2 separate regions of the Homo sapiens genome follow, and region 1 is linked to region 2. The links are chromatin loops, found by intact Hi-C in ENCODE. Cell type or tissue: natural killer cell. All regions are shown on one strand. Links, peaks and the distances in the headings refer to the core of each region. The heading gives the core; the rest is flanking DNA.

What was found. Hi-C counts contacts between places; a loop is a spot of excess contacts. Peaks named below come from ENCODE experiments on the same cell type or tissue, not always from the same donor. Only the 100,000 strongest peaks of a DNase experiment are listed, where the experiment ranks them.
Region 1: it touches region 2 in a loop (1.8-fold over the local background); 1 of 110 quality-filtered maps calls a loop at or near these places.

The regions. Positions count from the first base shown.
Region 1 is chr12:46,396,040-46,401,898 of GRCh38, forward strand. The region is part of intron 2 of SLC38A4-AS1 (SLC38A4 antisense RNA 1); the gene reads left to right. Among named protein-coding and RNA genes, the nearest start is that of SLC38A4-AS1, 15 kb to the left of the region's middle. In natural killer cell, for the core only: no CTCF peak of the experiment used is centred there; a DNase peak (open chromatin) is centred at 3,541.
Region 2 is chr12:46,606,158-46,612,016 of GRCh38, forward strand. The region is part of intron 3 of SLC38A4-AS1 (SLC38A4 antisense RNA 1); the gene reads left to right. Among named protein-coding and RNA genes, the nearest start is that of SLC38A4, 220 kb to the right of the region's middle. In natural killer cell, for the core only: no CTCF peak of the experiment used is centred there; a DNase peak (open chromatin) is centred at 3,274; H3K27ac peaks cover 2,280 bases.

The sequences.
Region 1 (5,859 bases), core at 484-5,483, 210 kb before region 2:
AGTAGAATGAGTTTTTAGGTACTTGAGTGCTGTGGGGAGGAATGACATTGCTGGGCTGTAAGGAGGACAAGGGGCTAGGAAATAGTTTTCCTCTCACAAAATAGAAACTAGGAATAAGCAGTTTAAGGTATATAAAATTATTACTTTCCATTTTTCTCTTTGATTATTGTGATTTATATGTATATTATTAAAAGTTTAGAATAGAAGAAATATATAAACAGGAAAATCACTGAAGATGCTGACATTAATATATTGGGAAATTTCTTTTTTTTTTTTCTTTTTTGAGATGGTATTTCGCTCTTGTTGCCCAGGCTGGTGTGCAATGGCATGATCTCAGCTCACTGCAACCTCCGCCTCCTGGGTTCAAGCGATTCTCCTGCCTCAGCCTCCTGAGTAGCTGGGATTACAGGCAGGCGCCACCATGCCCGGCTAATTTTGTATTTTTAGTAGAGACGGGGTTTCTCCATGTTGGTCAGGTGGGTCTTGAACTCCCGATCTCAGGTGATCCACCCGCCTCAGCTTCCCAAAGTGCTGGGATTACAGGTGTGAGACCCCTGGGAAATTTCCTTTAATCTTGTTTATGTATTTTTTTCACCTTTATGCATTTTAAAGGAGCTACTCAAGTTATCTGTCCACATCACAATTGATTTTCTGCAGTACAAATGGTCTTTACTGCTTGAAAGGAGTACTTTAATTCTGGTATGGCATTTTGTTTTTCCTTGTGTTTTTTTCTTATTCCAGTGGCTTCATGTTCTTTTCTGTTTTCATTTTAGCCTATTCGTTTTTGAATTTTTTTCATCTTCATAGAAATGTGTTTTCATACATCTCTGTTTAGGGCACCAAACAGATGTTACTTAAAAGTTTCTATGGTATTGTAGAATCTTTTCAGAGATACTGTGGCGGCTGTGTCCTACCTTACCCTGGGACAGGGAGCGGTCTTTCCAGCCTAATATAAATAGGGTGTACAGAATGTCCCTAGCACTGTCCACTTGTATTCTGAGAACTTCGCCTTCTCTGAAGCAAACATTGAAGGCTGGTTACGTGCCCATACTCTGTTCAGTTTCCAGGACTTAGGATTCCTTCCCTAGATCGCTCCATAAATACTTGACTTCCTACTATGTGCCAGATAGTGTTATAGGTGCTGCCAATATGGCAGTGAACAAACCCAGCTTATATAAAATAAGTAAACCTGTGATTATATAACATAGATTATAATATGAAGCTCCTGGAAAGGGACATAGGAGGGAGTCTAGGGAGGCAATTAATTAATTAATTAATTAATTTTTATTTATTTTTGAGATGGAGCCTCGCTCTGTTGCCAGGCTGGAGTGCAGTGGCGTGATCTCGGCTCACTGCAACCTCCGCCTCCCAGGTTCAAGTGATTCTCCTGCCTTAGCCTCCCAAGTAGCTGGGATTACAGGCATGCACCACCATGCCCAGCTAATTTTCATATTTTTAGTAGAGATGGGGTTTCACCATGTTGGCCAGGATGGTCCCGATCTCTTGACCTCGTGATCCACCCACCTTGGCCTCCCAAAATAGGAGGCGGTTATTTTATATGGACATTAGGGAAAGACCCACAGGCTGATAAGGTCATATTTGAGCTAATAGAATTGAGGGAATGAGTTCTGTAGTTATCTAGAGTAAGAGAATTCCTAGAAAAGAAATCAAAGAAAGCCTTTTGAGCCATTCTAAGGCTTTGGTTTTTATTTAGAGTGAGATGGGACACCATTTTGGGGTTCTGAACAGAGTGATGGCCTAGATGCCGAGTGCTTTAAGAAAGAGGGAGTGCTAACTCATTTTATGAGGCCAGCATCATCCTGATACCAAAGCCTGGCAGACATACAACAAAAAAAGAGAATTTTAGACCAGTATCCCTGATGAACATCGATGTAAAAATCTTCAATAAAATACTGGCAAACCGAATCCGGCAGCACATCAAAAAGCTTCCCCACCACGATCAAGTTGGCTTCATCCCTGGGATGCAAGGCTGGTTCAACATACGCAAATCAATAAATGTAATCCATCATATAAACAGAACCAAAGACAAAAACCACATGATTATCTCAATAGATGCAGAAAAGGCCTTCGACAAAATTCAGCAGTCCTTCATGCTAAAAACTCACAAGAAACTAGGTATTGATGGGACGTATCTCAAAATAATAAGAGCTTTTTGTGACAAACCCACAGCCAATATCATACTGAATGGGCAAAAACTGGAAGCATTCCCTTTGAAAACTGGCACAAGACAGGGATGCCGTCTCTCACCCCTCCTATTCAACATAGTGTTGGAAGTTCTGGCCAGGGCAATTAAGCAGGAGAAAGAAATAAAGGGTATTCAGTTAGGAAAAGAGGAAGTCAAATTGTCCCTGTTTGCAGATGACATGATTGTATATTTAGAAAACCCCATCGTCTAAGCCCAAAATCTCCTTAAGCTGGTAAGCAACTTCAGCAAAGTCTCAGGATACAAAATCAATATGCAAAAATCACAAGCATTCCTATACACCAGTAACAGACAAACAGAGAACCGAATCATGAGTGAACTCCCATTCACAATTGCTTCAAAGAGAATAAAATACCTAATAATCCAACTTACAAGGGATGGAAGGACCTCTTCAAGGAGAACTACAAACCACTGCTCAAGGAAATGAAAGAGGACACAAACAAATGGAAGAACATTCCATGCTCATGGATAGGAAGAATCAATATCATGAAAATGGCCATACTGCCCAAGGTAATTTATAGATTCAATGCCATCCCCATCAAGCTACCAATGACATTCTTCACAGAACTGGAAAACAATTCTTTAAAGTTCATATGGAATCAAAAAAGAGCCCACATTGCCAAGACAATCCCTAAGCCAAAAGAACAAAGCTGGAGCCATCACGCTACCTGACTTCAAACTATGCTACAAGGCTGCAGTAACCAAAACAGCATGGTACTGGTACCAAAACAGACATACAGACCAATGGAACAGAATAGAGCCCTCAGAAATAATACCACACATCTACAACCATCTGATCTTTGACAAACCTGACAAAAGCAAGAAATGGGGAAAGGATTCCCTATTTAATAAATGGTTCTGGGAACACTGGCTAGCCATATGTTGAAAGCTGAAACTGGATCCCTTCCATACAGCTTATACAAAAATTAATTCAACATGGATTAAAGACTGAAATGTTAGACCTAAAACCATAAAAACCCTAGAAGAAAACCTGGGCAATACCATTCAGGACATAGGCATGGGCAAGGACTTCATGACTAAAACAGCAAAAGGAATGGCAACAAAAGCCAAAATTGATAAATGGGATCTAATTCAACTAAAGAGCTTCTGCACAGCAAAAGAAACTACCATCAGAGTGAATAGGCAACCTACAGAATGGGAGAAAATTTTTGGAATCTACTCATCTGACAAAGGGCTCATATACAGAATCTACAAAGAACTTAAACAAATTTACAAAAAAAAAAACCCATCAAAAAGTGGGCAAAGGATATGAACAGACACTTCTCAAAAGAAGACATTTATGCAGCCAACAGACACATGAAAAAATGCTCATCATCATTGTGCATCAGAGAAATGCAAATCAAAACCACAATGAGATAACCATCTCACACCAGTTAGAATGGCAGTCATTAAAAAGGAAACAACAGGTGCTGGAGAGGATGTGGAGAAATAGGAACACTTTTACACTGTTGGTGGGACTATAAACTAGTTCAACCATTGTGGAAGACAGTGTGGTGATTCCTCACGGATCTAGAACTAGAAATACCATTTGACCCAGCGATCCCATTTCTGGGTATATACCCAAAGGATTATAAATCATGCTGCTCTAAGGACACATGCACATGTATGTTTATTGCAGCACTATTCACAATAGCAAAGACTTGGAACCAACCCAAATGTCCATCAATGATAGACTGGATTAAGAAAATGTGACACATATACACCATGGAATACTATGCAGCCATAAAAAAGGATGAGTTCATGTCCTTTGTAGGGACATGGATGAAGCTGGAAACCATCATTCTCAGCAAACTGTCGCATGGACAGAAAACCAAATACCACATGTTCTTACTCATAGGTGGGAACTGAACAATGAGAACACTTGGACACAGGAAGGGGAACATCACACATCCGGGCGTGTCGTGAGGTGGGGGGAAGGGGGAGGGATAGCATTAGTAGAAATACCTAATGTAAATGACAAGTTAATGGGTGCAGCACACCAACATGGCACATATATACATATGTAGCAAACCTGTACATTGTGCACATGTACCCTACAACTTAAAGTATAATAAAAAATAAATAAATGAAAAGAAAATGCAGTGAGCCATGAGCATACTGTTGCTCTCCAGGCTGGGCAACAGAGCAAGACCCTCTCTCCAAATTTTTTTTGTTTTAAAAGGAAGAAAGTTTAAAAAAAAAAAGACGGAGTGATGTAGTGTGCCAGGTACTGCTGACAACGTGAGGGAGAGGAGGCCTGAGAACTGACTATTGGATGTAGCAACAGGGAGGTCATTGATGACTTTGACAAGAACTATTTTGATGAAGTAATGAGGATGAAAGCTATTTGGAATGGATTCCAGAAGGAATGGGAGTAGTTGGACTGGAGGCAGAGTAGAGACTACACTTTAGAGGAGTTTTACTCTAAAAGGGAAGAGAAATAGGGTCATATCTGAAGGAGGATGTGGAGCCAGGAGAGTTTTAAAGAATCTTTCAAGTGGAAGAAATTATGACAGCACATTTGTATGCTGGGAATGATCCAGTAGAGAATAACAACTTGATGATACAAGAGCAGGTGGACAATTGCTGGAGCAATGTCTTTAAGTCGGTAAGAAGGATGGGCACCAGTGCACAAGGGGCAGGATGGGTCTTAGCTCAGAGCCTGAGCTATTCAACCATGGCTACAGGAGGAGACACGGTAGGTGTTTGGACACAGAGATATATACATGGATTGGAACATAGGCACCCACTCTGGCTCATCAGGCCTCTTGCTGGCAGTTAGTACATTTGACAGATGAAAGTGTGGTCCGTGGTTCTTGTGCCATGTGCACCAGTGTGCTGCATGAAAGGCCAGCCCTCTCACTCTCCCCTCATGGGCACACACAGACATGGGCTCTTTCCAGGCCTTTCTTCTTGTCCTCACCACTTTCTTTTGGTAACATAGCATTGCATTTATGTCCATTCTGCAGTTTAAAAAATCTTGAGCTGAGACCAGCTTAGCCATTAACATAAGGTCACACACTGATAAATGTTAGATCAGTCTCTTCAGAGATTTGATGTCCATTCAGGTGCACAGGGTTGCCTTTTACCAGATGGAGGGGAGCTCCAGGTGTGTACAATGTGCACATGGCCTTTGCCCCATTTGCTGAGAAGGGGCTTGGAGCACTGGGGAGCCTTCTCTCCTCATAACCTTTGAGGGACCGCACTCTGACCACATTTTGCTGTCTGCTCATCCTCCTCCATCTTTAAGTCAGCACTCCGCTTTTCCCTTTTGCTCATTATATTTGGGGAGAAGCAGGGTTTATGTGCACATTCAGTTGCCCCAATCAGAGACTTTTTGAACCTGGAAAAAGCCATTGTAGGACTTCTGGGCTAATCCTCTCCATATCTACTCCACCTTCTTCATTTGCCTATGTTGGCATCTCAGGCACTATCTACTATCTACTTCTAGTACTTTCTACACTCAAAACAGAAAACATACACACATGTGTAGGGGCGTATACACACACACACACACACACACCCACACACACACGCAGAGCTGCTTTGTTCCCTTTTGGAAGGAGCTGTAAGAGAAAAATTGTGAGGGTTTAGCCTGAAAACAACTCTCCCTGCTGTTCCCAGGGCTGTCATTG
Region 2 (5,859 bases), core at 372-5,371:
CACATGATGGAAAATGAGGTATCTATCACCTCAAGCATTTATCCTTTGTGTTACAGGCAATCTAATTATAGTCTTTTAGTTATTTTAAAATGTACAATTAAATTATTATTGACTGTAGTCATCCTATTGTGCTATCAAACACTAGGGCATATTAATTCATTCTATTTTTGTACCCCATAACCATCCCCACCTTCCCAGCCTCTGGTAACCATCACTCTACTCTCTATCTCCATGGGTTCAACTGCTTTGATTTTCAGATCACACAAATAAGTGAGAACATGTGATGTTTGTCTTTCTGTGCCTGGCTTATTTCACTTAACAGTTGCATCCAAGTTGCAGATGACTTAATCTCATTCTTTTTTATGCCTAAATAGTACTCCATTGTGTATAAGTATCACATTTTCTTTATCCATTCATCTGTTGATGGCCAATTAGATTGCTTCCAAATCTTGGCTATGGTGAACACAGCCACAACAAACATGAGAATGCAGATATCCTTTTGATATACTGATTTCTTTCTTTTGGGTATGTAACTAGCAATGAAATTGCCGGATCATATGGTAGCTCTATTTTTAACTTTTAGTTTTTGAAGAACCCCCAAACTGTTCTCCATAGTGATTGCACTAATTTTCATTTCCACCAACAGTGTATGAGGATTCCTTTTTCTGCACTTCCTTGTCAGCATTTGTTATTGCCTGTCTTTTGCATAAAACCCATTATAACTAAGGTGAGATGATATCTCATTGTAGTTTTGATTTGCATTTCTCTGATGATCAGTGATGTTGAGCACCTCTTCCTATGTCTGTTTGCCATTTGTATGTCTACTTTTGAGAAATATCTATACAAATCTTTTGTCCATTTTTTAATTGGATTATTAGAATTTTTCCTATAGAGTTGTCTGAGCTCCTGATATATTCTGGTTATTAATCTTTTGTCAGATGGGTGGTTTGGAAATATTTTCTCCCATTCTGTGGGTTATCTCTTCACTTTGTGGATTATTTCCTTTGCTGTGCAGAAGCTTTTTATGCCATCCAATTTGTCCATTTTTGCTTTGGTTGCCTGTGGTTGTGGCATATTACTCAAGAAATCTTTGTCCAGACCAATGGCCTGGAGATTTTTCCCAATGTTTTCTTGTAGTAGTTTTATAGTTTGAGGTCTAAGATTTAATTCTTTAATCCATTTTGGTCGATTTTTGTATATGGTGAGAGATAAAAGTCTAGTTTCATTCTTCTGCATATGGATATCCAATTTTCCCAGTATCATTTATTGAAGAGACTGTCTTTTCTGCAGTGTGTGTTCCTGGCACATTTCTTGAAAATCTCATCACATTTTTTTTTCTCACCAAATTGATAAATCTGTTCCTTAAAGCAGAAAGTCCAAACAATGGAAGGAAAGTGCCCTGAGCAGAGTCAGACGACTAGATTCTTGGGCTGGCTGTGTGATCTTGGGCAATTTATACAACTTCTCTATTAAGGTATACCTTTGACACTCAAATTCAGTTCATCTGCTTCTCAGAGTAATGGACACCAAACAGCCCTAAAAATCCTTTTGTGGACTGACTGCTGGGGCTATTCATTGTATTGATTATAGTACATCAGCCTTGGATGTGTAAAATAAATTAAGCCAATCAGGGCTACAAATGACAGAAGTATAATTTTCTAAAAGTTATTCCATTATTTCAAAATCCTTACAAATAATCCTCCTCTTTTAAGTAGTTCATTAATTATTAAAAATAATGTTGGCTGGGCGCAGTGGCTCACATCTGTAATCCTAGTACTTTGGGAGGCCGAGGCAGGTGGATCACAAGGTCAGGAGATCGAGACCATCCTGGCTAACACGGTGAAACCCCGTCTCTACTAAAAAATTAGCCGGGCGTAGTGGCGGGTGCCTATAGTCCCAGCTACTCGGGAGGCTGAGGCAGGAGAATGGCGTGAACCTGGGAGTTGGAGCTGGCAGTGAGCTGGGGTCATGCCACTGCACTCTAGCCTGGGCAACAGAGTGAGACTCTGTCTCAAAAATAAAAAATAAAAAATAATAATGTTGGTGCACTTAGCCATTGAAGGGTCTATTACTAAAACCATTGTTTGTTTTAGAAACACCATTCTTAATCATTCAGGATATAAAATTTTATCTCAGAATTCTCTTGATGTGTACTTTTATGTAGTCTCCTAAGTGGGCTCCTCCTTACCAAGAATAGAGGCTTCTCGGATGGGGCAGTTTGAATAAATGACCGCTCTGAGAGTGTCTCCTTTTTTTGTTGTTTTTGCCCTCTGTCTCTAAAGATGGCAACTCTGACTGGCCAAAGAGGCTTTATTAGCAATAGGTTAAGGTACTGCAGTGAAAAGGCATGTAATTGCTGGAAGGCCTAAGCTTTGGGAAAGTTTCTGGCCACAGGAGGAAGTTCTGCTCCTTTTATTGCCTGTTTTAGGAGAATTGTTATGATCAGTGCAATGAATAGTTTTGGTTGTAGTAGAAAGCCAGGAAAAGTGTGTTCTAAATTAGAATCAGATGACTAAGGGTGAGTGAGTACACATTTTTAACCCACTTTCTTCATTGAGATGGAGCAGATTATACATATGTGTTTTGGGAAATCAAAATAATTTTTAGAAATTGATCAAACCTCAGTATTTAAACAAGATCACATGACAGTTGTTGCTTAGAGAGCAAGAATGTAGCTAATTCTTGATTCCCTCAGAAATGAGTAGCTGCCTTTCTGGTTTCTGTGGATTATTCCTGCTATTGAATTCTCCCTGCCATCTCCTTATACTTGGGCTTTTGGGCCCTTTACTTGCTTATAACCTCCTCTACCAAAAAGGACTGGCAGCCAGGGCTGGGGAAAGGCAGGACAACAACCCCCAGTTAGAGATTTGGTTTCTAATGTTCAGTTCTGGCAAAAGTTCTGTGGTAAAGGAGACAATGCTTGTAGCCATAAAATGTGGTTTGGGGGCTGTCCATGTTGTCCTTCCTTCTCCTTCCTCCTTACCACACATAATCAGGAATTGGCTGTCTAGCAACTCTCCTACGCTCTAGGAAAAAGCAGTCTGAAGGTGGGTGGGGAGGAGGAACAGGACTGCTTTCCCCACTTTCTTGATGTAGATTCTATTCTTAAGTGTGCAGCGTTCTCTCCACTGAGCTATTATCAGAGGACCTGCAGTTTTCCTCTTCCATAATTGCAATGCAAACAACTGCAGGGAGAACACACTGAGATTTGGAGAGCTGTTGTTGTTTCATTGTAAAATGGTAGCTGTCTTAGGAGATGGGACCACAGTTTCCTGTACTAGCTTGTGGCTGAACTTTGGCTCCTTAGTTGTGAGTTATCACTTTATCTCTAACCAGAGGTGTTTTTCTATTCTCATTTTTGCCTATGAGAACTTCTTTTTTTAAAAATAGAAATTCATCTTCATGTCTATGGGTACATTTAAGTGACTTAGGGGTTTGTGAGTAGATTGGTCATTGAGTCACAACTTTGCAGATTGTCTTTAAATATAGTGATAATGTTGATGATGACAACCATAATGATAAAGGTAAATTAAATCTACAATCCAAGCTAACCTCTTTGGAGCCTCCCATTCACTGGAAGTTATTGAGCCTGAGCGGGAAGAGCATTGTTGGAGAGACTGTAGTGTATGGGGCCAGACAGCCTGCTTTGGCCACTAGCCATCTCTATGGCCTTGGACAAGTTATTTAACCTTACTAAACATCAATATTCTGGTTTGATAAATAGAGATAATAATAGTGAGGATATTTACAGTGGACATTTGCCATTCTTTTTGGTTGTCCAGTGTGTGGAGTCTCCCTCCTGTGACTCAGGAATGCGTTCACTATATAATGTCAGCTACTTGCTCTCCCAGCCTCCCTTGTAATTATGGTGTGGGCACCTGCCCCAGAGCTGCAGTTAACAAATGACTTCTCACAGTGGATGGTGGTAGAAGAACCAAGTTCAGGAGCAGCAGTGGTGGCAGGGATGGTAGTCCCAGTGGTTAGCACTACAGGATGCACTAGCCAATTCCCAGAGTAGCAGTGGTCACCTCACCAAAATGGTTCAATTGTGTGATTTTTAAGCGGTACTCCAGCCTGTAGAGCCTCAAAAGGGTTCTCCAGCCCTTCCATAATCCTATAAGCTGCCTGATATCCTCCTTAAATCAGCCCAAATTGGTTTCTATAGCTTGCACTGTAAGTCCCAATTGGTACAGTATCTCAGTGAGGTGAATATTAAATGAGATAATACAAGGAAAGTGTTTGGCACGGGGGCATAACACCTAGTAGATGCTCAAGGAATACTATGTTAATAATAGTAATAGTATTAATAGTAAGAGCAACCAGAGATTAGACTGAAAAGAGACCTAAGGTGTTGTCAGCTTTGTAGGAAGAGAGTTTAAAGGTTAACTGCTGGATGGAATCTATCAATGTAATTTTGGTTATCATAGAATTAACTAGACTTAGCCCAGCTTCCTTTTTTATTGATAAAGAAGGTTCAGGGGCATTGGGTAAATTACTCAGTGCCAATAGCTAGTGAATGACAAAGCCAAGCTGGAGGCTTTTGTACTGTCTGTTCTCTACTCCACTGCTCCATGCTATTTAAATTTAAAAACTTAACAAACACATGTGTATGCATGGATTAAGATCTGTGAGGAACTAAGAAAGAACTATGGTTGGTACCTGGAATTGTTCAACGCCATCTCTCCTGATCATCATTGAACCTGGTGAAGCAGAACACGCACATGCCCAATTAGAGAACAGAGTGAAAAAGCACAGTGCGTGCTGGGCCCTGTGGCTAAAAACCACAGACAGGACAGTCACTATGGCTAAAGTCAGGGAAGATCTCATGGGAAGGTGAGAATTGAAGCTGATGTGTGAAGTGACTTTTACCACCTAAATAAGGTGAGGTTTATTTTTTTTTTTTAAAAAGTGTTAGGGCAAAGCCAAAGTTAGACATTTACTGTGGGTTTACTTGTTTGTTTTTGAGAGGGCATCAGGGTAGAACTTTTAAAAATACCATGGAAATTATAGGATATAAATTATAATGTGTAAATTTTAAAAAGTCTTAAAATCTCTGCTGAAAACAGAGGGCTGTTTTGTTGGTTCTTAACCATCTTTGGAAATTTAAGCCATACTCAACATGTTTAAAAGATTAATAAAAATATATTTATGGCATTTTTATATCATTTGGTGGCATTTGTGTTTTGTTTCGTTTCGTTTTGTTTTGTTTTCGAGATAGAGTCTTGCTCTGTCACCCAGGCTGGAGTGCAGTGGCGCAATCTCAGCTAACTGCAGCCTCCGCCTCCTGGATTCAAGCGATTCTCCTGCCTCAGCTTCCTGAGTAGCTGGGATTACAGATGCCCGCCACCACATCTGGCTAATTTTTGTATTTTTAGTAGAGATGGGGATTTCTTCATGTTGGCCAGGATAGTCTCGAACTCCTGGCCTCAAGTGATCCACCTGCCTCAGCCTCCCAAAGTGCTGGGATTACAGGCATAAGCCACCACACCCAGACTCATTTGGTGTTTTTAAAGCACATTTATGGGCATGATCTTTGATCACAGAGACAACAATGAGAGTTGGGTAGAAATGTTTTAAATTTAAAGAGGGGAAAACTGAAGCTCGGAAGGCCTAAATGGCGTGTTTACATCATAAAGTTGGTTTATTTAACAAAATTAAGTTCAGATTTCTTGACTTTGGGTCTAAAATTCTATTTGCTAAGAAACAAAAAGTCCTTGTGTCAAAAAGCAACTTTAGAAACATTGCATATTTTCATAATAGCCTCCAACTTTAGTTTGCTTGGATATGCTTCTCTCAGTATCTGAAAGCTGCTTTACCAGTGAATATAAAGGAATTTCTACACCATTGCCAATTCCAGAT